Regions from separate parts of the Homo sapiens genome. Here region 2 is linked to region 1. The links are chromatin contacts, found by Hi-C in ENCODE. All regions are on one chromosome and are shown on one strand. The core of a region is the stretch at or near the end of the contact, and the rest is flanking DNA. Distances in the headings are between cores, read along the strand shown.

Region 1 (6,498 bases), core at 1,437-3,936:
AACCATTAGTGTCGAATTATATTGCAGATTTTTTGGAATCTTCCTTTAATCTCATTTATTTCTGGTATACAACACAGATTCATCAATATTGCAATATAGAAAATACAAGAAGAAAAACATGCAACCATTTTATATTAATCACCTCATTCTGATTTGGAAAACTACTCAAGAGTAAGCTGCATGTTGCATGCAGGCACAACTAAATATTCTATTTACTTGTAGGTTCTACTGCAGTACTGCAAACTATAAACATTTTCATAAAAGTCACCCACAGTACTAAGCACTGTTGTAATTTCTTTTCATTATTCTTCACTTCCATAGAATAACTATGATATAATCTGAATTGGCTACGCAATAGAAACACTAGTCAGTTTCTCATCATGCTCCACAACATCAAAAATGTTTTAGTAATAGCAGATCTGCAAGTATACAAAATAAAAAGTAAACAAGAAAGTCTATCAGCCCTTTGCTGAAGGTTAACACATATAAAAGTAGTTAAAACATATTACATTATCATAACTCAAAACTTAACAGTGATAACTCCAAATGAACATGAAATCAAGCAAATACCAACAAGTTTATTTATTGTTGTTGAATTATGAGCTGGGTGGCTTTATTCAGAAACACAAATTTCAAAGTAAGATTTCTGTTTTACCCAGTGCCAATTTTAAGCAAACAAGGAAAAGTAAACACATCAAAGGACAGTGATATGTGATTACTTCGAATACATCTTAATTAAAATGCATCATCTTGTCTTTGAAGTTTTCAAATATTCTTCGAACTGTTTTCAACTCAGATGCTAGGGTGATAATCACATTGCAGTAACCAGTGAATGAACAAAATAACAAACTTCCCAATTAACTTTTAGGGAGTAAATAATGTTTATCAAATGCATATAATTGGCATGGGCACAAGAGGCATAACGTAAGAGACTATGGACGATAAATTCATATACGAGCAGCTGAAGAACAAGTTTTTTTCTACAGTGTCACTATGTAAAGTACCCATAAACCTATTTTAAATGTATATATCATTATTGTTTTGCAAAATTTCTAATGAGCTGCAAACAACCCACGTGCATATGAAAATCTTCATAATTATCTTTTTGAATGCAAAGACGTCTAGCTTACCTTTTAGAATTCGATGCTATATCACATAAAACTAAACTGCTCTCTTTGAGCATTTCCCAAAATTCCAGCAAAGAACTGGGGATTCTTTCTATAATTACAAATCTTATAGAAATTACACATCTTATAGTATCCTAATCTGCTGAGTTGACCAAAGAAATACATTATTATCATTATAACACAAGTTAAAAAACAAAACAGGTTACTGCTGTTCGTATAAGACTTGTTTCTCTTTGGAAACACAAGGACAATAAAATGAAATCTCAATGAAAGATGCAGAAAAAATGAAAAATGACTGCAGGAGTCCAAGAATCCCAGGATGGGCTTGACTGGTGGTGAGTTTATACTTTGGAAGTCCTACCTAATAATTTTAAAGATCTATTCAAAATTATAATCCAAATGCTTATCATTTGGAAGATAAGTGCACATTTAATAAAGGAACACTGTAACTTGCAAAACTTTCCTAAACCACATCTTTTAAGGCAGTAAAAACTTGATACAGATGTTTTTGATTCGAGATAAGGAAATAAATTTCCTTTCCCTATTAGACAAGTAACTGTTCTTTCCCAAACTCCAGGAACCACAATATTCTTGGACTCCAGCTCCCAACACTGGTTACACATACAACCCGCAGTATCTACCTGCACTTGCCAGACTGTTACCAAAATTGAACGGAGTCGCCGAGGTAGTAGAAACACCGAAATTCCCAATATTAAAGTTCACTGCAGGATTAGCAGTTAATCCGAAACCCCCAAAATTAAACCCACTGGCGGTGGAGTTGGCAGTCTCAAGCCCACCAAATCCTGATAGGCGTGTAGGCAAAGAAACAAAATTTTAAAAAGGGGGAGAGGGAAAAAGAAAAGAAAGCAAGATAAGGATTAGAAGAATCAGCAGGAGGTTTCACAGAAGTGAACAAACCTGGTTTTGCTCCAAACAGTTTAAGAAAGCAGAGTGGGGGTGGGGTGGGGCAGATGGAAGAAGCATGACGGATAAACCCCACAGCGAGGACCACAGGGGGCCGGGGGTGGAACTAAGGGAGTCAATGGGCAGTGCCGGTGGATCCCCAGCCCTATCCTCGCCGAGTCCGGCAGCGGGAACCACGCAAGCGTTCCCGCCCATCCAGGAGGCTGAGGTGCAGAGGGGAGGGAGGTTCTCGGGCAAGGGGAGAGGGAAGCAACCTCCAATTTCTCTGAGTAGGACTCCCCGGCAGCGGGAAGCGAACCGCTCAAGCCAGGGCCCTGTGGAAACTCACGCGCGGCAAGCGAGCTTCTAGTGGGACCCCGAGTACCCCCGTGGCCTCCTCGGGTGCCGCCTCGGCCCACTCTGCCGCCGCCCGCCCTTTTCCAATGCCTCTAAAGTCTCCGCGTCGGCGGGAGATTCCAGGATCCCCAGGTCGGAGAGTCTCGGACAGAGGGGGCGGACCAGACCCTTCCCCTTCTTCCCGGGTGAAGGTCTAGGGGGATCACTCACCCGCGGGGGCCGCGGTGGCTGCAGCGGTACCGGAGGTGCCCGAGGGAGCCCCAAAATTGAAGGCCATGTCGCGAAAGCAGGAGACCAAGTAGGTTACTCCTGCGACGCGCAGCGCGCTCCCCTTCTCAGTCCGGCCGGGAAACCGCCAGTCAGATCACCGAGTTCCGCCTCCTTTCTGACCTAGCCTAAGAGGCCGGAAGGCGCCAAGGGCGTAGGAGGTGGGTGGTTGTGAGGGAACGCCCCCAGCCAGCTCACTTCCGGTGGGCTTCACATGCTGTGGGGTGTCACTGTTAAGGTAAAATGCTGGGACGCTCGCGAGGGTGTGCCGCCTGAGAGTCCTTTAAAAACTGCCGTAGGGAGGTTCTTTGGGAAAGGTGTGCAGAGGCTGAAGTTGTTACTGTAGGGATACGCGGTAGACAGCTAGAATTTGTATGTGGTAGGGTTGAAGTTGCTGCCTCATCAACTAGCGGGCCTGGGAGGTCGGGCAGCAGGGCTGGGGTTGAGAACCCCCCCAACACCCACGAGGAGGTGGTATTTGAACCCAGTGCTGAAGGATGAGTAGACGGAGCAGAAGCAGTAAAGAGGATGCACGTTGGAAGAAATGAAAGCGAATGGAATTGTAGCAAACACGTTGCGTTTACTATGTGCCAGGCACTCTTCTAGACATTTTACATAATTTAATCAGCTATCTTATGAGGTGGGTTGCTGCTATCTCCAATTTATAAAAGAGGAAACAGGTACCAAAGGGTCAGGCTGTTTACAGAGTAAATACTCCTAACCACAGCTCTAAGGGGAGCACTGAAAAAGAGGGGAAGAGTGGGCCCCCTCTGTTGTACTTGTAATATAATTTAATCCTCAGAATAAATAAATAGAGAAGATTCTGTAACTGTATTTTGCAGGTGAGATGAGAGAATTGAGGTTTGGAGTTGTTAAGCAGCTTGCCCAAAGTCACCTTGCAGGTAGGTTCTGGAGTCTGGTTTTGGACTCATGTTTCTCCACTCCAGAGTCCCAATTTGTAAAAATTACCATTATATTATATTGCCTTGTAAATTATGGTAAGGATTTCAGACTATTTCTTGAGGGTAATGGGAAACCTTTAAGGGGTTTTAGGCAGAGGACTAGTATGACTAGAATTTTGTTTTTAGAAGATCCCTCTGGCTGCCATAAGGAGAATGGATTGGAAGGAGCCAGAATGCCTGAGGAAGATAGAGCTTTTAGGAGTCTGTTGTAGTTGCACAGGTAGGAGATGATAATGACTTGGATTACATCTGGCAGTGGAATTAGGAGAATAAATTTGAGAGATACTTAAGAAATAGCATATATGAGACTCGTAGTATTTGGACGTGGGAAGTAAGGATTCAAGGACAACCTCCTGCTTTCTGGCTTGGGCAAGTTGGTGAATGGTGGACCCGTGTCTGACTCCTACAAACTGAGTATGCTCTCATACCCACTGCCCTGCCTTCTTTCACTGTTTGTCACAGATAATTTATCAATCTAATTTTTCCTTACAATAGTATATATTCCATAAGTGCAAGAACCATGTCCCTCTTGTTCCATGCCCATCACAAGTGCCTGGCATATAACAGGGGGAAATAAATAATGAATGAATGACAGATAGGTGGAAACCAGATCTTGAAAGACCTTCCTTAGCATGTTAAGGAGCTTTGATTTACCAGCAGTTTGTCCAGCTGCGGCCCACAGGCCACATGTGGCTCATGGCTTAGGATGGCTTTGAATGCAGCCCAACACAAATTCGTAAACTTTATTGAAACATTGTGAGGTTTTTTGCGATTTTTTTTAAAGCTCATCAGCTATTGTTAGTGTATTTTATGTGTGGCCCAAGACAATTCTTCTTCTTCCAGTGTGGCCCAAGGAAGCCAAAAGATTGGACACCCCTGATTTAGCACATAGCCTAACGCTTAAGTACTTAGCTTACCTTAAAAAAACAAACAACCATTCTTCTTCTTCCAGCGTGGCCCAGGGAAGCCAAAAGATTGGACACCCCTGATTTAGCACATTGTCTAATGGCTAAGTACTCAGCTTACCTTAAAAAAACAAACAGCCCTCCCAGTCTAGCAGAAAGGAAAACCAATGATTAATTTATGGAATCTGCCAGAAGCTCAGGAATTGGAGATATCACGTATCTTCATAAGTTGGGGTAAAGGGAAGTTAAAATGAGAGGAACTGGTTGAAAGTCTATTTAAGAAGCAGTTAGAGCTCCCCAAATCCTCTTCTGACCTCGTGCAGCCAAGTGAATGCTTCTTCCCCACTCTAGAAAAATAATGGAGGATTCTTCTCTACAGTGATTAAAATAGTATTTGCCAGGCACAGTGGCACCAGCCTATAGTCCCATCTACTCGGAAAGCTGATGTGGGAGGATTGCTTGAGCCTAGGAGTTCAGCCAGCCTGGGCAACACAGTGGGGACTCCCCCCCACCCCCCGTCAGTGTAAAAAAAAAAAAAATAGTAGTGTCTCTGGACTTGGGGGCACCAGACATTATTGAGAGTGGGTAGTGCCCTACTGAATGGTGGAAGACTGAGTGGAAATGCATGCCTATACACACCTTCCCCTACTGCTCCCAGAACATTGGCAGCCAGGCCTTCGCCCTCCAGGAAGATATAGGAGAATTTTTTATGGGTGAAATGACCAGTATCAAAGAAAAGACAATCATCTGACATCAGAAATCTCTAAATAAATGATTTAGCCACATGACATTATAGCAGTGGTTCTCAACTGGTGCCAATTTTCTACTTCTCCCATCCCCTGGCACATCTGGCAGTGTCTACAGACAGTTTTGGTGGTTGCAATTGGGAAGATCTTACAGGCATCTATTGAGTAGAAGTTGAAGATGCTGCAAAATACTCTAGGACAGACTCCCTTCCTACCCAAACAAAAAATTACCTGGCCCCAAATACCACTATTACAGAGTTTGAGAAATCCTGCTTTATAATAAAGCTCACACTTTGCAAGCCTCACTAAGGCACTCAGAACTTCCATTCAGCTTTTAAGTCCCACTCTTATATATGAGTAGACCAGCAAGGATTACCAAGCTGAGGAGAGCCTTTAACACAATGTATAGAGGTCAAAACAAATAGAGCAGCAAAAGCAGCTTGGAGGAAACTAACTGCAAGGAGAATAAAACTTTTAAAAAGTGAACATATCCGCAGAGAGATAGGAAGAGATATTGTAACCATGAAATAATATCAGGATGTTATTATTTTCAAAGAAAGGTATTCTTAGCAGAACAAAAGAGAGCTATTGGAATTTTAAAGCTATTACCAGAAATGAAAAACCCAGTAGAAGTGTCGGAAGATAAAGGTGAAGAAATCTCTCAGAAAGAAAAACAAAAAGACCAAGGATGGAAAATTGAGGAGAAACTAAAACTAGAGGACTAGTTCAAAAAGCCCTCTATCACACACACTGTTATATCATGCACACTAATACAATAATTTCAGAAAGAGTATAGAGAAAAATCTGTCCTTTAAAGTCCTTCAAGATTTGGTCTCTTCCTATTATTCGTTCATTCAGAGTTTATTGAGTCCTACTATGTACTTGGTACTATTCTGAGTGCTAAACAAAAAAGGTATGGTTTGTGCCTTTGAGAACTTACAGTTGAGTGAGGGAAAACCAGATATTGAGTTAATAGTACACTTGTGGGCCAAGTGCAGTGGCTCATACTTGTAATCCCAGCACTTTGGGGGACCAAGGCGGCAGAGTCACTGAGCTGGGGAGATTGAGACCAGCCTGGGTAATATAGGGAGACCCCATCTCTACAAAAAAAAAAAAAAATAGACCAAATTAGCCAGGTGTGGCACACGCCAATAGCCCCAGAGGTTGACGCTGCAGTGAGCAGCCATCATGCCACTGCACTCCAGCCTGGGTGACGGAGTGAAACATTGTC
Region 2 (6,498 bases), core at 2,041-4,540, 6.9 Mb after region 1:
AAATTAAATTTCTAGTCTCATTGGTGGTCATATGATTAAGTTCTTGCCAATGGAACATGATCCGAATTGATGTGGGCAATCTCCTAACTTTCTGATATGGTTTGGCTCTGTACCCCAACTCAAATCTCATGTTGAATTGTAATCCCCAGTGTTGGGGAAGGGACCTGGTAGGAGGTGATTGGATCATGGCGGCAGATTTCCCTCTTGTGTTCTGGTGATAGTGAATGAGATCTCATGAGATGTGGTTGTTTGAAAGTCTGTAGCACCTCCCGCTTTGTGTTCTCTCTCTCTCCTGCCTTCATGTGATGACATACTTTCTTCCCCTTTGCCCTTCCACCATGATTGTAAGTTTTCTCAGGCTTCCCCAGTCATGCCTCCTGTAAGGCTGTGGAACTATGAGTCATTTAAATCTCTTTTCTTTTTTTTTTTGAGACGGAGTCTCGCTCTGTCGCCCAGGCTGGAGTGCGGTGGCACGATGTCGGCTCACTGCAAGCTCCGCCTCCCGGGTTCACGCCATTCTCCTGCCTCAGCCTCCCGAGTAGCTGGGACTACAGGCGCCCGCCACCACGCCTGGCTAATTTTTTTGTATTTTTAGTAGAGACGGGGTTTCATCGTGTTAGCCAGGACGGTCTCGATCTCCTGACCTCGTGATCCACCCGCCTCGGCCTCCCAGAGTGCTGGGATTACAGGCGTGAGCCACCATGCCCGGCCTAAATCTCTTTTCTTTACAAATTGCCCAGTTTCAGGTAGTTCTTTATAGCAGTGTGAGAACAGACTAATATACATTCTTTTTTTATTTATTTTATTTTTGAGATTTCACTCTGCCACCCAGGCTGGAGTGCAGTGGCACGATCTCAGCTCACTGCAGCCTCCGCCTCCTGTGTTCAATCGATTTTCCTGCCTCAGCCTCCTAAGTAGCTGGGACTACAGGCACCCGCCACCACGCCTGGTTAATTTTTTGTGTTTTTAGTAGAGAAAGAGTTTCACCATGTTGAGCAGGCTGGTCTCGAACTCCTGACCTCAGGTGATCCACCTGCCTTGGCCTCCTAAAGTGGTGGTATTACAGGCATGAGCCACCACGCCTGGCTGAGAACAGACTAATACACATTCTTAAAAGGGATTCCTTCTTCAGGTATTCTTCTCTTTCTCTTTCCCAATAGAGGGAATATGCCATTTATCACACATCAAGATGGCAAAAATCCAAAAGTTTGACATCCTTTGTAGTCAAGGCTGTAGGAAGCTGCACCCCTATATATTTCTGGTAGGAAGGCAAAATGATACCATTCCTATAAAATGCAATTTGGCAATATCTACCAAAATTGTATGTCTATCCTTTGCCTCATTTCTGGTAATGTGTTCTACCTGTACATATATAATGTATGCAAAGGTTATTCATCGCATTGATTAAAAATAACATGTCCTATAAGGATTAAATAAACTAAGGCATACTCTCACTGTGTAATATCCTCTAGCTCCAAAAAGAGTGATTTTGAAAGACTGGACAGCTGGTAAGATGTCCAGCTGTCTTAGTCTGTTTTCTGTTGCTTATACCAGAATACCTGAAACTGGGTAATTTATAAAGAAAAGGAATTTATATCTTAGAGTTATGAAGGCCAAGAAGTCTAAGGTCAAGGGGCCACATCTAATGAGACCCTTCTTGCTGGTGGGGACTTGCTAGAGTTCAGAAGCAGCACAGGGTATCACATGGCAAGGGAGTGACCTTCCTAACATGCTAGCTCAGGTCTCTTCCTCTTCTAATAAAGCCACATGTTCTCTCCCATGACAACCCATTAATCCATGAATAGATCAAGGGTTTTGCCCTCATGATCCAATCACCTATTTAAGGCCCACCTCTAAATACTGCCACATTAAAGATGAAGTTTCAACATGAGTTGTTTGTTTTTTTTTTTTTTTTTGAGACGGAATTTCCCTCTTGTTGCCCAGGCTGGAGTGCAGTGGTGCAATCTTGGCTCACCGTAACCTTCGCCTTCCAGCTTCAAGTGATTCTCGTGCCTCAGCCTCCCGAGTAGCTGAGATTACAGGCACGTGCCACCACACCCAGCTAATTTTTGTATTTTTAGTTGAGACGGGGTTTCTCCATGTTGGTCAGGCTGGTCTCGAACTCCCGACCTCAGGTGATCCGTCCACCTCGGCCTCCCAAAGTGCTGGGATTACAGACGTGAGCCACGGCGCCAGCCCTCAACATGAGTTTTGGAGAAGACAATTATTTCAAACCACAGTACCAGGAAAAGTGCAAAAAAAAAAAACCAAGGCAGAACAATTATGTGGTGTTGCTTGTGAGAGGTAAAATTTTATTTTATTAATATTTGCTTGTATTTGCAGAAATTCTATAAGAATACATGAGTATTGAATGTTATACAAACGCAGGCGACCATATAATCTTCCATTGAAATGGAACGGTTTCTAGAATGAAAGGGAGGATGTTATTATTATTATTATTATTTTTTGAGACCGAGTCTCGCTGTGTCTCCCAGGCTGGAGTGCAGTGGCGCGATCTCGGCTCACTGCAAACTCCGCCTCCCGGGTTCACGCCATTCTCCTGCCTCAGCCTCCCGAGTTGCTGGGACTACAGGGGTGCACCACCTACGCCCGGCTAATTTTTTTGTATTTTTAGTAGAGAACGGGGTTTCACCGTGTTAGCCAGGATGGCCTCGATCTCTTGACCTCGTGATCCGCCCGCCTCGGCTGCCCAAAGTGCTGGGATTACAGGCGTGAGCCACCGCGCCCGGCCGAAAGGGGGGATATTAATCATTACTCCAGGACGACAGAGGGAAAATCGCTTTGTACTGGACAAACTGGAATGTCTGACCAACCATTATAAAGTGCACGGAGTGGGAGGAGGAATAGGGACATTTTAATTGTATTTCTAAAAAGTATCTTCTGTGGTGAATCGGAAACAAAACTCATTCTTTACCACAGGCAGTTTAAGCGCTGCCTGAAAGATCGAAGGACGGTAAACCACAGACGTGAGAAACGGAACTTTGCGAAAACGCAGTCGTTTTATGTACCGGCTACTCATTGGAGTTACACCAGAGACTCACTACTGGAGTTCATCAGCCAATCCAAAGTCCAAGCGTGAGAGCCAGAGCCTGTAGGAGAGACCTGGGCAGGCCTCAGACCTGAGGAGTGGAGCTCCGCATCACTCAACCCTGGGGGCGGAGCTAGCCCAGGCTCCCACACCCGACGCTCTGGCCCACACAGACGCTACTCTGTAGCATCTCAGGTTCCCTCTGGCTGCACTCTGGAGGACCACACTCGTTTTCTTTTTGGCTGCCAGAGGCCCCCGCATCCACCGCTGAGCTGGGAGAAAGATGGCGGCAGCCGTGCGACAGGATTTGGCCCAGCTCATGAATTCGAGCGGCTCTCATAAAGATCTGGCTGGCAAGTGAGTATTTCCCAGGAACGCGGGAGTACAGAGGTGGGGAAAGAAAGCCACAGCCTTAATCTCCTTAGGTTGGCCACGGCTCTTGGGCGTGAAGCTAGGAGCCGGCCTGACGTCCAAGGGGGCGGGCCTGAGGTCGGCTGGGGAGGCAAATGTTGGGAGAAGCAGAAAGCTGGAGGGGACCTTGTGCAGGGGCCTTCGAGGCTATAGACTTGAAATGATTGTCAGCTTGTTCAGTTCTTGATAGAATCTTTCTGGTCCCTTAGGATTTTGGAACAGCGGTCTGAGAGACGACTGCTACCCTGGCCTTAGTAGCCTTCCCTGGTACCTCTTCCCATCGCTGGCCGGCCTCACACCGAATCTGGCCTCTCTTTGGACCTTCCTCCTCTTTTTTTTTGATTCAGAGAAATGTATATTCTGGGGCCTTGATGCTGCGTTTTTCGGGGAGATGGCTTCTTGGGGCTGGCTGAGGTTGAGGCGGTATGGCCGCTGTCATGTCGTCCAGACCATTCAGACTGTCTTCTGTGGGTCCTTGTGTTTCGGGTATTTTCTCTGCCACCAACTCTGATGGCACATAGGCGGAATGTGCTCATATCGTGGGTCAGGATGTCTACAGTAGTGATGTTTGCAGGAATCTGAATTTTGTCGAAATTTATATAGAATGCTTAGGTTCACTCCAAGTTAAAATGTGTGACGTGCCTGTTCTGCAAGCAGTTGTCAACAGTATTAAGCATAGGTAGGTAGACGTATATTGTTCATTTTCTCTTTGTAGATGTCACAGCATTTCTCTTTTGTAATGAACATGCTTTCTGTTTAAAGTATGCCTCTCTAGGCCGGGTGCAGTGGCTCACGCCTGTAATCCCAGCACTTTGAGAGGCTGAGATCACTTGAGGCCTGAGAGATCTGAGAGGGAGGATCACTTGAGGGCAGGAGTTCTAGACCAGCCTGGGCAACATAGTGAGACCCCCCCCCCCGCCGCCACCCGTCTCCGTAAATAAATAAGTAAATAAAGTATGCCTCTCAAGTTGATCTTAATGTTTACATCCTGACAGCTGAAATCACTTTGATGTATATTAATGGGATACACCTGTTCTAACCTGGTCATTGAAATTCTGACTGTTTTAAGTAGGCTAGGCTGCCTTTTCTCTGGTGGCAAACGTAATCTACTTTTATCAGTGGGAAATTCAGCCGTATATTTTGGGCTTAACTACTTTGTGCTGCATTTTCCCACTCAGGAAAATGAAGATAATAATAGGACTTATTCTTGTCTGACATTATCTGAGGACAAGATGAGTATGTGTGTGCATATATACTTACCACACTTATATCACGTAGAACAGTACCTGACATATAGAAAGTGCGGTAAGATTGTTGTTGTTACTATTAAGCTGTCAGTAAATATATATTCACTTATTGTATGGGTTGGAAATAAGTTAAATATGTCTTCATGGCTCAATCCTTTCTGCTTGTAATTTTTATATGGATGAAAGTAAAATCAGCTTATATTTTTCCCCATGCTTCCTTTACTTTTTATTTTGTTAAAGAAGAATAAGTGCATTAGTTATCAAAAGAAATAGAGCTTTGCAAGTATTTGCAGAATTCTGAAACTTAAGTATTTACTTCTTCAGGTCTGAATTGGAGATAAACAATAGTACTTAAAGCGTGCTTCAGTTATCTGTTGCTTTGTAACAAACCAAAAACTTAACCAGTGTAAAACAACTATGATTTCTCAGGATTCTATGGGTTGACTGGACTGCTTTGCTGGTCTTGTCTGGGCTCACTCATGCAGATATAGTCAGCTGGCAACACACCTGGGGCGGGACTCACATGCATATCTTGCTCTTGCCTGGATCTCTCTCTCTCTCTGCACAGTCTCTCATTCAGTAGTTTAGCTTGGGCTTTCTTAGGTGCCTATGAGAGGGGAAGTCGCAAGACCTCTTAAGGATAGCCTAGGAAGTCTCACGTCAGTTCTCTAGTACTGGTCAAAGTAAATCAGAAGACCAGCCCAGATTCAAGGGGAGGGGAAATGGAGCTTACTACTACCTCTTTAGTGGCAAAGTTACATTGCAAAGGAGCCTGGACAGAGGGAGACACGATTCATTGGAAGCCGTTACTGTAGCAGTCTACCACATGGTGTTATTGTGAAGATTAAATGAAATAATGTGCTTGATAACTGATAGCCAGTGCAGTCTTAGCCATAACTCCTTCAGAGCTGCTTTCTGAGAAAAGTCTTGGCCTTGCCTGCATTTCCTATGTGGGCAAGAATGTAGCAGGATATTTATCCTTACAACAACATCAGTTCTACCAGCTATATGCTTTAAGAGAAATACCCTTGAAATATATCAGTGTGTTTTTTTTTAATGTATTTTTTCTTGTATGTACTTTTAATGAAGGTTTTTGGGTGTTTTTTTTAGGAGCTGAGTAACAAAGGATTCCATATTAAAGAATAATGGAATACATTGTTTCTAAAACATCAATACTGTGTGTTCCTAGCAATTGGGATATCTGTAACAGTAGTTGTTCAATAAACGTGGTTGAATTAATGAATAGCTAGAAAGGGGCAGTGCTTGTATTTGAATCCAGGTTCATCTACTCTAAAAAGCTCATTTTAAACCTACCAGACTATGCTCGTTTTCTTGTTAAAAACTCAGTTAGAAATGCTTTCCCATAACTGTGAATTAACACAGCTGTCTAAAGTTTATATAAGAAATTAGCCAGAGGAAAAGCATTTCCTCCATTTTATAGGCTGCTTTTGTGCATATTATGCATTGTATTTATTATCTCACATAAAGCTTTAGAATAGGAGAGCCACAACGGAGGATAGACTTTATTGAGGATAGCCTCAAAGGCCCCTTCTAACTCAGATTCTGATTCTCTCTTTGTTGTCCCAAACACAACAGTTTTAGTGGTTTTCATCTCTAGAGTGAAAGTCAATAACATCTAGAGTTTACTGTGCGAAGCACAACATTACTTACATTTAAAAATCCTTAACAAGTAGGAGTAGGTGATAGTAGTGATATTATTTACATTATAATAAGAGAAAACCAAAGTACAGAGTTGAAATACCTTGCTCTGAGGTCACACAGCTAGTGGTG

Evidence for each region. Hi-C counts contacts between places; a loop is a spot of excess contacts on that map. Pooled maps may share reads with other maps.
Region 2: a map of B cell shows a loop between it and region 1 (7-fold over the local background). The contact joins the promoter of COPS4 here to the promoter of NUP54 in region 1. A Hi-C loop is called at or near these places in 2 of 168 maps with a recorded cell type or tissue (B cell and naive thymus-derived CD4-positive, alpha-beta T cell) and 6 of 50 pooled maps.

Annotation. Positions count from the first base shown.
Region 1 is chr4:76,145,711-76,152,208 of GRCh38, forward strand. NUP54 (nucleoporin 54) reads right to left here and starts at 2,687. Exons shown (of 12, transcript NM_017426.4): 1 at 2,598-2,687. The coding sequence starts at 2,664. It overlaps LOC124900718 (a long non-coding RNA gene), which reads left to right and starts at 2,839. Exons shown (of 2, transcript XR_007058144.1): 1 at 2,839-2,892; 2 at 3,497-6,498. RefSeq lists an enhancer at 2,637-2,796.
Region 2 is chr4:83,031,893-83,038,390 of GRCh38, forward strand. It overlaps COPS4 (COP9 signalosome subunit 4), which reads left to right and starts at 3,291. Exons shown (of 10, transcript NM_016129.3): 1 at 3,291-3,406. The coding sequence starts at 3,333. RefSeq lists enhancers at 2,811-2,930, 3,004-3,298, 3,061-3,410, 3,511-3,560, 3,601-3,660 and 2 more.